Regions from separate parts of the Homo sapiens genome. Here region 2 is linked to region 1. A link is an interaction called in ENCODE POLR2A ChIA-PET data of the cell type or tissue named here. Cell type or tissue: MCF 10A. All regions are shown on one strand.

What was found. Peaks named below come from ENCODE experiments on the same cell type or tissue, not always from the same donor. Only the 100,000 strongest peaks of a DNase experiment are listed, where the experiment ranks them.
Region 2: POLR2A ChIA-PET joins it to region 1 with 11 read pairs; 30 of 35 experiments call an interaction of 5 or more read pairs at or near these places.

Annotation. Positions count from the first base shown.
Region 1 is chr17:48,050,601-48,053,100 of GRCh38, forward strand. It overlaps NFE2L1 (NFE2 like bZIP transcription factor 1), which reads left to right. Exons shown (of 6, transcript NM_003204.3): 2 at 7-1,028. The coding sequence starts at 519. Among named protein-coding and RNA genes, the nearest start is that of NFE2L1, 3.5 kb to the left of the region's middle. In MCF 10A, no CTCF peak of the experiment used is centred here; DNase peaks (open chromatin) are centred at 131, 1,251 and 1,501.
Region 2 is chr17:48,106,195-48,108,694 of GRCh38, forward strand. It overlaps SNX11 (sorting nexin 11), which reads left to right and starts at 1,572. Exons shown (of 7, transcript NM_013323.3): 1 at 1,572-1,644. RefSeq lists a silencer at 1,578-1,737. In MCF 10A, no CTCF peak of the experiment used is centred here; a DNase peak (open chromatin) is centred at 1,467.

The DNA.
Region 1 (2,500 bases):
TTTCAGGTTTCTCTGGAAACCCCCCTGGTAAGTGTGGAGGAGGCGGGACACTCTGACCCAAGACGAAAGGCCTGTAGCTCCAGCCAAAGAAAATAAACCTTAGGAGGGAGAAGGAAAAAAAAAATCCATCAGCTGTTCCTGAGAACAGCCTGCATTGGAATCTACAGAGAGGACAACTAATGTGAGTGAGGAAGTGACTGTATGTGGACTGTGGAGAAAGTAAGTCACGTGGGCCCTTGAGGACCTGGACTGGGTTAGGAACAGTTGTACTTTCAGAGGTGAGGTGTCGAGAAGGGAAAGTGAATGTGGTCTGGAGTGTGTCCTTGGCCTTGGCTCCACAGGGTGTGCTTTCCTCTGGGGCCGTCAGGGAGCTCATCCCTTGTGTTCTGCCAGGGTGGGGTACGGGGTTTGACACTGAGGAGGGTAACCTGCTGGCTGGAGCGGCAGAGCAGTGGCCTTGATTTGTCTTTTGGAAGATTTTAAAAACCAAAAAGCATAAACATTCTGGTCCTTCAGCAATGCTTTCTCTGAAGAAATACTTAACGGAAGGACTTCTCCAGTTCACCATTCTGCTGAGTTTGATTGGGGTACGGGTGGACGTGGATACTTACCTGACCTCACAGCTTCCCCCACTCCGGGAGATCATCCTGGGGCCCAGTTCTGCCTATACTCAGACCCAGTTCCACAACCTGAGGAATACCTTGGATGGCTATGGTATCCACCCCAAGAGCATAGACCTGGACAATTACTTCACTGCCCGGCGGCTCCTCAGTCAGGTGAGGGCCCTGGACAGGTTCCAGGTGCCAACCACTGAGGTAAATGCCTGGCTGGTTCACCGAGACCCAGAGGGGTCTGTCTCTGGCAGTCAGCCCAACTCAGGCCTCGCCCTCGAGAGTTCCAGTGGCCTCCAAGATGTGACAGGCCCAGACAACGGGGTGCGAGAAAGCGAAACGGAGCAGGGATTCGGTGAAGATTTGGAGGATTTGGGGGCTGTAGCCCCCCCAGTCAGTGGAGACTTAACCAAAGAGGTTAGTGGACCTGTGGTGGGTGTGTGGGGCCTGGGGCTTGGGGGTGGGCTGGTCCCAAAGGATTGTGGTCAGAACACTGAGCCCTGTAAAGAGCCAGACAGGTTTCAGCAGGGCCTCAGGCACTGTTCTTGGGTAGGGATGGGCTGAACTTTCTGACTTTAGGATTGGGGGCTGGGAGCATTTCCCTGTGTTGAACCATTGACCTACCTCTAAATGTACTGTCAGGGCAGTGGGAGGTTCCTACACATGCCAGGGTGTTTACTGCTTGGATTTCAGCGTGACTGCTGGAGGCCTGGGGTGGGGGAGGAGTCATGTTGTGATGGGCTTTGATGCAGTGTACATCTGTTGCTAAGACACAAATACTTTTTGGACTCTTGTTTTGTACCTCCCCCCACATCAGAACACAGACATACCCTGAAGTTCTCCTTTGTGGCGAGGCCTGTTGTTGTATTGTCCTGATAATTCAGACCTCCTGGGCCTGAGCCAAAGGGTAGATTTGGATAGTTATTCTTGGCCAGGAGAGGGCCAAGGCTTCCAATCTTTGCAAAAGGCCCACTGCAGGGAGTAGGGAAGAGAAGTCTGGGAGCTAGAAAGAGAAACTGCATTCTGCTGCCCAAGTCAACTTGCTTTGAGCTGTCAGAAGAGATCCTTAGCTCTTGTCACATGGCTGACATACTGTTCTGGGCAGAAAGCGATGCAGTTCTTTGCCTTTCAAGATGTGAATGGCTGCTGCTGCCCCTGCCTCACCAACATAAGATTGCTTTGAGCTCTGGGTTTGTATGGCTCTCGCTTGCCATCCAGCCTTAAGTAGCCGGGAAAGAGGCCCACTGCACTCCCCTGGCCATTAGGGAAGGAGAAAGCCCGATTGGGTTTTTGGAGGTGGCATGTGAAGGAATGTAAAAAGTTTTACAGATGTTACAGAAATGGGCTTCTCTGCCTGCCAGGTCAGACCACGTTTTCCCTCCTTCCCTGCTCTGTAGTCTTTTCCTGAGCTTAGTTCTCTGACTGTTAGTGACTGTCAAAGAGTATGGCTTGTTCTAGGCCAGTGGTCCTCAACTGGGGGTGATTTTGTCCCCGAGGGTGCAGGTGGCAATATCGTGAAACAGTTTTGGTTGTCACATCTTGGGGCGGGGTTGCTACTGGCACCTAGTGGGTAGGGGCCAAGGATGCTGGTTAACATCTTGAATGGCACAGAACACCTTCAAACAACAGATTTGTCTGACCCCAAGTGTCAGTAGTGCAGGGATTGAGACACTCGGCTCTGTGCTCAAATGGCTCATACTGGACCTGCTTTGAGAGAGACTAGGATTATCTGAGCGCAGGAGCCAGGAACATTTCTTACCTTTCAGGGCCTGTTAATTTAGCTTCTTACAGGGCCACTTGGAACTTCACCTCTCTTCTGCTTCCCCTTTCCTTCAAGTGGGCTCTAATCTTGGCACAGTGTTCTGAAGTGTGCTTCCCAGTCTCTGCTC
Region 2 (2,500 bases), 56 kb after region 1:
TGAGGAGGGAGGATGGCTTGAGCCCTGGAGGTTGAGGCTGCAGTGAGCTGTGATCCTGCCACTGCACTCCAGCCTGGGCAACAGAGCAGGACCCTGTCTCAAAAAAGCAAAGAAAAGTTACCATTTGTTGAATTTGGGTAGTATCAAAGAAGAGTATTCAGAATTGTTTGAGAAGGCTAAAAATACTCTTCCTTTTCTCAACTACATAGCTATATAAGGCTGAATTTTCTTAATGTACCAAAACAACAGAGCACAACAGAGAAAGGGGAAGCACATAGGAGAACCCAGCTATCTTCCTTTTTATTTATTTATTTTTTACAATGGAGTCTCCCAGGCTGGAGTGTAATGGCGCGATCTTGTCTCACTGCAACCTCCGATTCCTGGGTTCAAGCAATCCCCCTGTGTCAGTCTCCTGAATAGCTGGGATTACAGGTGCCCATGACCACGCCCAGCTAATTTTTGTAGTTTTAGTGGAGACGGGGTTTCACCATGTTGGCCAGGCTGGTCTCGAACTCCTGACCTCAGGTAATCCACCCGCCTCCGCCTCCCAAAGTGGTGGAAGTACAGGCGTGAGGCACTGTGCCCGGCCCCTTTCTTTTCTTTCCTCTCTTTTCTTCCTTTTAGCTCTCTCTCTTTTTTTCAGACAGGGTCTTGCTCTGCAGTGATCAGGGCTCACTGCAGCCTCGAACCCCTGGGTTCAAGCCATCCTCCTGTCTCAGCCTCCCGAGTAGCTGGGACTACAGGCGCGTGTCACCATGCCCGGCTAATTTTTAAAATATTTTGCAGAGGCGAGGGTCTCCCTAAGTTGGTAGGGCGTGTCTCAAGCCTGGCCTCAAGCGATCCTCCCGCCTCGGCCTCCCTAATAGTATTGGGATTACAGGCGTGAGCCACCGCGCTAGGCTTGCTGAAATTATCTTTAAATAAGTTGTTAAAAGACCACCAACACATTGAACGGCTTTCTCTTGCTCCCTAGCTGCATGATATTGCTTCGAGTTTGTTTCGGTGTGAGCAATCTGAGTCGCCGGACCCTCTCGAGTCTGACTTTCACTCTGACAATCGGTCCGTGGCTTTACGAATCTGAATCGGAGTCCCCTTGATAGCTCCGCTGGGGAACAGCAAACTACGAGGTTCAAATGGTGGCTCTCGGGACTTAGTGAGGATCCAGGGATGTGGGCTTCCTAAAGCCCCGAACCTCCCACACTGCAGACTATCCCTCGCATAGCGAGAACAAGAGTAACAACCCCCTTACACCCCTCTGCTCCCGGGACCCACTGGCTGCCCGTCGCTGACGCCCCCTGGCCGCTGATTGGCTTCCCCTGACAGTGGGCGGAACGCGGCCCCGGATTGGATATCCATTCGCCGTCCCTCACCCGGCACCTGCGTGCACTCTCCGGCGTCCCAAGTGAGTGGAGGGGGGATCCCGACTCCAGTCCGGGGCCTTGGCCAGCGGAGCCGCGCTATTCGGAAGCGGGAATCCCACTCAGAGCCCGGGCCTGTAGGGGCGGGGCGTCCCGGGCACCCGGGATTGGGGCGTCTCCCGTCGTGCACCGGGGCACCGGCGACTCACCCGGAAGGAGAAGCCGTGATCTGGCTATATGGTGGGGCGCGGGCGGTGTCGCTGTGGGGAGCTGGTGCTGTTCTCAGGTGAGAGGGCGTGGGCGGGGCCTGGGGAGTGGGTGCTGCTCTCCTGTGAGGGGGCGTGGGCTTGAGCGTCAGTAGTGGCACTCGGGATGGTGGCATCGCTTTACATCCTAGGGAGGGACTCTCTTACCACCCGGGATTAAGGCAAGGGCTTGCTCGGGATCCAAGAAAGGAAACCCGGCTTTTCAGTTTACCTTCAAAGTGTATCTTTCACTTCCTACCCCCCAAGCTTAATCGGAAAGAAAGAAGGACCATGTGGACCTTTCGGTCCTAGTTTGTTGAGAATGGAGAAAGAGTGGCCGTAGTAAAAGACTCTGGGGACATTTACTTAAATGGCTAAGACTGGGGGCAATGGCGAGTATTTTACGTGGACACGGGAGACTTGGCGGTAGATTGTGGTCGCCTTTGTTACTTACCTTCCAAGTGAAAGGCGTACGATTAGAGATGGACAAAAAGATGGAGCATAACTGCTTGGTTGAGATCACACAGAGCTTGGTCAGAACTGGGAGCTTCCTCTGTTTAGTACCTGTGATATTTATAATTGGAGCGAGAGCTTTTTGAATTGCTTTCTGCCATCTGGCACTAAAGGCTCAAGATTGAGTAAGAAGGGACGGTAGTCTCAGTAGTTCCATCTACTTTTATCACCTGATTTGTTTCTTAACCTGTCTCTTGAAGTTGTTTAAATGGGAGAGAAAATAAATGGTGAGACTAAAGCCTTGCATTGTTACTATATTAGAAAGCTTTACGATGAATCTACTTTGTAAACAGCAAACAATCGGGTACTCACCAGAGCTACTGGTGCTGGTACAGGTGAAGAAAGTAAAGGAAACTTCAGATGTGGTTGAAAGGGCCCAGAAAA